Regions from separate parts of the Mus musculus genome. Here region 1 is linked to region 2. A link is a contact called in ENCODE Hi-C or POLR2A ChIA-PET data. All regions are on one chromosome and are shown on one strand. The core of a region is the stretch at or near the end of the contact, and the rest is flanking DNA. Distances in the headings are between cores, read along the strand shown.

Region 1 (4,468 bases), core at 1,681-4,180, 380 kb after region 2:
TGACAACATTCTGACTAGGCAGAGCAGGGAAATTGACCCAAAAGTGTCTACAATTGGAGCAGAGTCCTGGCAGTCAATGAGGTCTGGGCAGCTTTCCCAGAGGTCAGTGTTACCACAATCGAGGTGGAGTCACTGTCATCATTGTGTCCTACCTGTCCTCTTCGGAGACCACAGGGTCTGTGTTAGGCATAAATATGTCTGAAAGGACCTAGAAAAAGGCACAAGACACCTCAAAATAAAAAAGATGTATTTGTCCCTGTGGGACAAAGGGCAGGGAAGAAGAGACAAAGACAGGAAACAGATGAGCAGGAAGAGAAAGGAACAAGTGGGGGAGGGGAGTTGGGCCCAGAGGGACCAAGGACTGCCTTAGGACAGAAAGGAGAAAGATACCTACTATAAGCAATATAGTATATACCTACTATAGCAATTTGTAAACAGAAAAGGGAAATCCCTGTGTTAGGATGAGTTGGCTAATTTTAATTGGGCACGTTAATTAGGTGAGCCAAAAAGAGGGCTTCTGATTGCTGGACTTCAATACTTTGATAGCTGGACCTTGGTAGGCAGCCTCAGAAGGAGCAAGTGGCCAAATGAGGGACCAGACCTTGGTGGCTAGCTTTAGGAATGTAATCTAACAGTTTAGCAAGGCAGAGGGGATGGGGGAAGGGCAAGGCCTGCCAGAGCCACGCTTACCATGCTCAGGTTAACTAGAAAACCCTTCGATGTCTCTATAATTATGAAACACTTTAAATGTCATATTTAGCAGATCTCTGAAGAGTTTGAGGACCACCTATCTAGTATGTTTAATTTAGGTTTAACTTTGAATTATGTGTGTGTGTGTGTGTGTGTGTGTATTAGGTATGTGTAGTCCAAGAAGGGAGAGAGAAGAGTGGAAAAATGAAACTATGTTGAAGGGAAGTGGAAATAAGAGACTTTTGACAGTGTAGAATGGAGTGTGATATGAGAGATTTGAGGATCTTGTATTTGTGTAAATGACAAGAGTTTTGATAGAGGAAAAGATTAAGCAGGCAGTTGAGGACAGGGAAAGGCTAAGTTGAGAAAGTGGCTTACAAGGCGGGAGAAGATGGGCATAGGGTGGGGGAGATGATAGGCCATAACTATATTACATCTCCAGGATAGAGGTGAGAGGGAAACCTAGAGAAAGATGAGAGCACAAGGAAAAAGGAAAACCAACAGCAGAGACTTTGGCTTCAGGAAGGGAGGCCAGAGCAGAGACAGCAGCAGGTGGAGGGTTTACCAGCTTAGGCTGGCACAAGAGTGAGTATGGCTGGTTTTTCATCTGTAAAATTAAGAAATGAGATGAGAAGGGAGGTGGTGCAAGCCTGCGATCTTAGCACTCAGGAGAAGAAGGCAAGTGGTTCATGAGTTCAAAACCACTGTGCTACATAATGAGCAAGACACCATGTGTGGTGGTTTGAATATGCTTGGCCCAGGGAATGGCACTATTAGAAGGTGTGGCCTTGTTGGAGTAGGTACAGCCATTTTGGAGGAAGTGTGTCACTGTGGGGTGGGCAATGAGACCCTCCTCCTAACCACATTGGAGCTAGTCATCTTCTAGTAGCTGTCAGACGAAGATGCAGAACTCTGAGCTCCTTCTTCAGTGCCATACCTGTCTGGATGCTGCCATGCTCCTGCCTTGATGATAATAGACTGAACCTCTGAACCTGTAAGCCAGCCCCAATTAAATGTTGTCCTTGTAAGAGTTGCCTTGGCCATGGTGTCTGCTCACAGCAGTAAAACCTAACTAAGACACCATGTACGAGGAAATAGTGTTTTTCAGGCAGAACAGGGCATTGAGGAGGCTGTGACAGCATGCACAAGATCTGCTCAGGGCGAAGCCAGAGAAGATCTTAGCACAGAGGCTAGGTAGTGGATAATAGAGTCCCACCATTGGCCAAGAAGCTGTTCACAATAGCTTGGGGGTGGGGTAGTGTTTTTTCAATCTGGTGACACTGGGTATATAAGCCCTACTCCAGAGGAGGCCCCATGTTCAAGAGGAGCTAGTCAACACAATTCAGATTCCACATTTCTGGGTTTAATGTTGTTTTTGGGTTTTAAAAGTGAAACAAGAAGGGAGGGAGGTGAGTGCGGATCTGGGTGGAGTAGGGGAAGGTATTAGAATATGGTAAAGATGTATGGAATTCTCAAAGAATAAATAAAAGCATTTAAAAACAAAAGGTGACTTCAAAATTAGTAATAATGAGCTTCTCCACGTGTCTAAGCACTTCGTGGGCACTGACTTACTTAACATTCATTTTAGAAATGAATACGATGATATCTTGATCTTGAAGCCGCACACTTCAGAGTATTGTGTTCTATCAGTCAAACTAAATCAGGTGTCATCCATCCCAACACCCAGTAAACTGATGGGAGATCATCAATCGGCCCAACCCTCCTTCCCATACTGCCCGGCCTTTGCCTCCTCACAAGTTCAGCTTTCTGTTGCTAAACTTCTGGTGTTTAAGTTCTCTAAACGAAACTGAAAGGCGAATTAGAACCTGAATGTAAATGTTTTGTTTCCTTTATTACCTACCATAGTCCAAATCTCTTTAATAATAAATAATGCAACGAAGTTGGATTCCAAAAGACTGCCAAAGTTGTCTGTGGTCCCCTGGCTGTACCCGTCGCTCTCCGTAGTAGCCCCGAACTTTAGACTGATGGATTTTCTGACTCTTCCCCTCCCTCCAACCCCGAGTGCCCTGCCCTGTGAGCTATGGCCTTGCGCGAGTCTGCTTGCTGAATGAGGCCTGATGGGCCCAAACACCCACGCTGCTTAGGGTGTGATCAAGCCGCGGAGCAGCCAGGCAACTCCGGGGAGTCCCCTCCTCCTCCCCACCGGGCGCCGGAGACCGACAGACCTGCGGAAGTCCCGCCCCGGAGCCGCCCCAGCACGCCAGGCTCCGCCCCGTCGCAGCCGCTGTCCGCACGCCGGTGCTGATCCACGTAGAGGCCGCTCGTCGTCCCGGTGCGCTTCCGCGGCCGGAGCGAAGATAGAAGCACCGAAAGCTCGCAGCCTGGTAGCAGGGCCAGGGCGGCGCCGAGTCCGGCCGAGTCCGGCCCGCGATGCCTCTCGAAGCCGGCACACTCGCCGCCTCCGTGAAGCAGCCAGGCCCCGGGGCCGCCGAGCTCTGAGGCCGCGCTCGTGCCATGGCCACAAGGGGAGGAGGACCGGGCCCCGGCTTCCGGCACCGCGCGCTCCGCGGGCTGCTGCTGCTCTGCCTCTGGCTGCCCGGCAGCCGGCCCGGGGAGCCCGCCGCTCCGTCGTCCGGAGTGGATAGGCTGCTTCAGGACTTTCGCCGGCAGCTACAGCGGGCACGGCCTCGCGAGGAGCTAGAGCCGGAGCTACTGGGCGGCCCGCGGGAGGATTGCCCGGGTGCGGGCGGTACGGCGGTCTACCGGGCGGTGCCCGATACCATCATCCGCACCCAGGATTCCATCGCGGCGGGAGCCAGCTTCCTGCGCGCACCCGGGAGCGTGCGGGGTTGGCGGCAGTGCGTGACGGCCTGCTGCTCCGAGCCGAGCTGCTCGGTGGCAGTGGTGCAGCTGCCCCGGGGGCCCAGCGTGCCCGCACCTATGCCCGCACCCCGCTGCTACCTGTTCAACTGCACGGCGCGCGGCCGCAGCGTCTGCAAGTTCGCGCCACTCCGCGGGTACCGCACTTACACCCTCAGTCGCGCCGAGGACGCCGCTGGGATCCCTCCCCGGCCAGGTAAGCGACGCCAGGAGGGTCCCGCCTGCTATCGAGCGAGCAAACTTCTCTGCTTCCAGAGGATTAAAGCTGTGGGTAACCGGGAAAGTGGTTCACATTTTTCTCTGACTTTGGGCTGGTGCTAAGAAAGTGCAATAGAGGGGCAGAAGCAGACAGGGTCCGTTGGGCTGCCTTTGGAAGATAAGGGGGCAGATCGGAGAGCACTGACGGATCGATTTAAGACGATAGCCCGGAACCTTCTTTGTCCCAGTAAAGATTATTTTAGTTTTATTTTGTCTCATAGGTTTTATAAAGCGTGTTTTACCGCAGGAAATAGCAAGGACAAGATTTGATTAGATGCAGAATTGCTCCTAAATACCCACTCCTGCTTCCTGGTTTGGCTCTCTGCCAACACATAGCTCCTTCAGATATAAAAATATGAAGGAAAACTTGTCACTCCATCTCCATTCTTTTCTTCCATCCCTTGCCCAAAAATTTCCCCACATTCGTGACCTTGTTGGTTTTGTGTTCCACTCAATTTAAGGAGGCCAGCTGTGTGTGGAGGGGATTGGAGCTCTGTAGTGGGGTCTGCTGGGCTCAGTACACAGTGGATAGTGTGTAAAGTTAGTCTCTCTTTAAAAGGCCTAAACAGCTTGCCCTCTGGTTTTTATATCAGTTGCTCTAGGGAAAAAAACAAGACACAATGAAGGGGCAAAGTAGCAGAGAAACGAATTTTATCCCCCTAGGTTCTCTGTGCTCATC
Region 2 (4,167 bases), core at 1,623-4,122:
AGAAACCTTCACGTAATAAGTCATGAAAGCTGGAAGAACATGGCCTCTTCCATTCAAGAGTTCAGCAAGTACACTTATTTATTTATTTGGAGATCGAAACACAAATAATTTCCACCTTTTAACTTACCTACTTCTTGTATGTATGTATGTATTTAAAGATTCTAATGCAAAGCATCCAGGCCAATCTTGGATGTTGCCATCACAGTATGTAACCTAAAATGAGTGAACATCCGGGGTCCTGAGCTCGACCACCACGACTGCTCGTTCAGGGCAGCACAAGAGTTTTCCTAGATGAAAGTATCCTCAACCAAGCCTTAAAGCCAAAGGTACCCCAAAATGTGTTTTAACATTTCTTCCTTTTAAATCAATGACAATAATAGGATGAGAATTAACATTTTTCTCCCTTCTAAGAGAAATGAAGGAAAAAACAAAGGGGAGAGAGGGCCTCTCTCTCTCTCCTGTGTGCCTGTTAACCATTTTTCTGTTACCTTATCAAGTCTGGCAGAGCCACAGGAAAGCCAGCGTGATCCTCTGACACCTCTTCATGAGACTAGAACAGTACCATAAACAAAGATAGAATATGAGCCATAAGCCTGAGCCATGTTACCACTAAACGTAGAAGCCCTAATTCAGAAAATAAAAAGTAAACAGTTGGAGTTAATTTTAGTAGTATATTTTATTCAAAATACCATCTCATCGATATGTAATAAGTAGGAAAATCGTTAATATTTTCTACTCCTTCTTCACACTGAGTCTCCAGACACCCTGTGCATTGCATACCTAGTACCTGGCAATAACAATCAGCCACATGTCAAGGACTTGAGAGTAAATGTAGCTACTGGCTCAGCAGGCTCTGAGGACCCCTCCATGGTAGTCAAGCAAGCCATCTGCTTCCTCTCAGCAAGCTAGCTGGAGCACCTGGTACCGTCTTCAGTACAAGTTACACTTCAAGTTAAGGGAAGGGGCTTAAAATAACTTAAGTCTACTGCTGCTAACCATGTTTTACTGCTCACTCAGCCAGAGTCACTCAGGCCTATGTAGTCATCCTTTTTCCCATGGCTTTACTTTGAGAGTCCTGGAAAAGTCTGGCCGATAGAAAAAACCTACTTCCTAAGACAGTATTCTGTGTTTTCCTCCAGAAGCCAGGGATAATCAGACATACACCAGACTCTTCACTACCTGGACAGCCCCTTTCCAGTGACCTATATAAGACACTGGCTTGAGAAATGACAGGATGGGGTTTCCATTGTCACAGACGGGTAGGGCAGCTTGAAAGATAATCTGAACACACCAGCATCACTGACTACTCACGTCTACTGAGACGAACAAAAACAAAGGGAGAGAGAGTGCTTAGCCAAGTCTTCACCTGGAAGACCAATGGGGGTTTGGGAGCAGGGGTGGATAACTTGAAACAGATGTTGAAGTGAGGAGGTGGGACCCCTGAGATTCCACTGGTTGATTTCGGTAAACTTTGTACTATTGAAAGAGGTCAAAGAGAGCTGAGTAACTCTAGCAACTATCCCTAGCAATCACGGGAGAGACAAGATAAAGTAACAGGGACCCTTCCACTCCTGCTACACCGTCCAGCACCCACTGAGTTTCCTCTTCCCGAGTACTGTACAGAACCAGACTGTAGTCCAGACACTCGGCTCCCTCTCAGTGCTTAACTGGCCTCAAAACGCTGCGCCCTTGGGGGTCCTGGCGCCTCCAGAGCTGAGTCCCTGCCTCTGCGGGAGTCCTGGCGCTAGGGTCCTCGCAGGCGCGAAAGCCCGTTCGCCCTCTCCAACCCAAACAAACAGGCTGGGCTGGCCGCAGGAGCCTTCGTCTACCTGCCCAACTGCCAGGTCACGCCCGCGAACTGCTCTGGGCCCGCAGCCTTTACTAGATCCAGGGCCAGGGGCAGTCACCCACACAAAGACGCCTTGTGCCTCTGCGCTTGGCTACAGGCAGCAAGTCCACCGTACCCGAACTGGCAGAGAGAGTGCCCTGGCGCCAAATCCCAAGCCCCACATTCCCAGCCAATCTTCCACGGAAAGGCCATCCCATAGCTCCCTGACTTAAATATAGGTGTCCAGTCGGCTGCAGTCAACGCGCACCCCCACCGAAAGAAACCGATCGGAGCAGGCGCACCAGAAAGAGACGCACAAGCCGCTCAGTAGAAGTTTGCTTTGTCGCCGGCAGGAGGGGCAGAGCACTCCAGTGCCCAACTCTTGGCCCGCCCCATCTCCCCGGCTGTAGGGCGCGGGGGTCCTCCACGGCTCGCTCACCTCTAGTCCAGTCCACCACTTGTTTGGGGCTCCACTTGGTCACGGGCTCCATGGTAAGCAGCTTCGCTGTCCGCTGGGCTAGGCAATCGACAGGAGTCCTGCAGCCTGCGCCCGTGGTTGTCCCCTGCGTGTGCCGGGAGTCCGCTCAAGCCTGCATGGCCGCAGTCAGCGGGCCATCGCGCTGCGGTTTCTGCGAGGGAAGCGCGGCCCTGGGTCTCTGCGCACGGGACAGCTATGTCCCGTACGGCTGCTCCCCGCAGCTACCGCTGTCCAGATGCAGTTCCCCCGACGCCGCTCTCTGCTACAGCTGCTTCTCCGCAACCACCGCAGCAGCGGGAGCAGGTTGCAACCTCAAACCCCAGGCCGGGGCTGCCCTGGCGTGGGACTCTTCTGGCCGGGAACTTCTAGGTCGGCTGGCCCTCCGCGGCTCCTGCGAGCGGTGTCCGTCCCCGAGGTCCCCACTCCGCGTGCGCCCCCGCCTCGAGCCTTCCCGCCAGTGGGTCCCACCTCCTGCGCCACCGTCGCGGGCCGCCCGGGCGGAGGAAAAAAGCGGAGCGTGCGCGCTCGGGTTGCAAAGTTTCTGCTCCGCTCGGCGCTGCCGGAATAAGAGAGGGGGCGGGGCGGAGCGGGAGCAACACGTGAGAGGGGCGGGGCCGCGATGACGTAGACTCCGGTTTCTTTCCCTCCTACGTCCCAGCTCCGGACGCCAGGGATCTACTTTTCCTCTTCAAGGGGTGGGCTGGAGCTGCAGCCTGAGTCCTGGAGAGCCGCTTGGCTCCGAAGAGGTCCCAGCTTAGTGGCAGCTGAATCCTGTAAACAGGTTTTTTTGTCTTTGTGTGTTGGTTTGAGATGTGTCTGTTCTCGTTTTTAAAAGCTTCGAGTCGCAATCTCGCCTTAGCTATTCAGCCTTTTAAGTTTCCTAAAGTAGGCCAGTTGTGTGTGTTTTGGACAAATGGATGGCGGTGTGCCACTGCTCCAAGGCCGCTACAGTGTATCAACTCTTCGGTTTAATAACACCAGAATGGCAGCTCTTTGAGTTGTGTTTTGACATAATGTAATAGTCATATTTTCAAAATGACCTAACGCTCGATTCAGATTAGTCATTAACCCTGAGGCGAAAGTTGTCAGCGAGCCAAAAAAGAAAAGAAAAAAAGAGAGAACCTTGCCTAGTTCAGCCTCTGACAGGGAGAGGAAAGCCCTTTCTGTACTACAAGCCTCAATTTGGAAGCAGAGCGCGGGTCTGGGGAAAACCCTATAACCGGTGTTTACCTCCCTCCCACACACATGCAGACACTCTTTTGGCCCTAGTGAAGTCTTCTTTCAATTATAGTTATTGATTTCCATCTTCCCCTGAGCAACTATTAACCCTATCCAAGGAGGAAGCTGCTTGTTATTGGGGTATATTGAGCTGGATCTGATCTTCCCCTTCCAACTACTTATCTTCTGAAGTAAGGGAGTGGCTAGTGTTTATTGATTCAGTAAATACCCGCAGTTGCTTTCCCTGCACCAACCACTGCGTTCATATTTCCTCTGTTAGGATAGCTGCTCTCTATTACACGTGAGAATCACTGCTAGCACCCAGCTATCTGTTGTATAGTGAGTGTTTTGGGTGTACAGCGTACACACTGTCTTAGCCTTCCTGAGCAATTCGTCTATGCAATGGAGAGGTACAACTATCAAAAATAGCGATTTTTTTTTTTTAACCAAGAGTAATTACCCAACCCAGAAACTTGACACCGGCCATGAGAAAATTCCTGGTAGAGTAGCTGCCCTCTTTTTAAGAAATGATCTTTGACATCTGTCTTTCCTTAACCATCTTGACCTCTGCACAGTGGGAACTGTGCCTACAGTTTCGAAAATAGCTATATGATTAGATGACCAAGCAAGTAATTCATCTATA

The links. Hi-C counts contacts between places; a loop is a spot of excess contacts on that map. ChIA-PET counts read pairs that join two places held with the same protein, here RNA polymerase II (POLR2A).
Region 1: a map of T-helper 17 cell shows a loop between it and region 2 (4-fold over the local background). The contact joins the promoter of Lrp11 here to the promoter of Cnksr3 in region 2. A Hi-C loop is called at or near these places in 3 of 37 maps with a recorded cell type or tissue (T-helper 17 cell and regulatory T cell). POLR2A ChIA-PET finds 5 or more read pairs at or near these places in 1 of 5 experiments (embryonic stem cell).

Annotation. Positions count from the first base shown.
Region 1 is chr10:7,586,887-7,591,354 of GRCm38, forward strand. Lrp11 (low density lipoprotein receptor-related protein 11) reads left to right here and starts at 2,931. Exons shown (of 7, transcript NM_172784.4): 1 at 2,931-3,727. The coding sequence starts at 3,166.
Region 2 is chr10:7,209,365-7,213,531 of GRCm38, forward strand. It overlaps Cnksr3 (Cnksr family member 3), which reads right to left and starts at 2,873. Exons shown (of 13, transcript NM_172546.2): 1 at 2,268-2,873. The coding sequence starts at 2,319.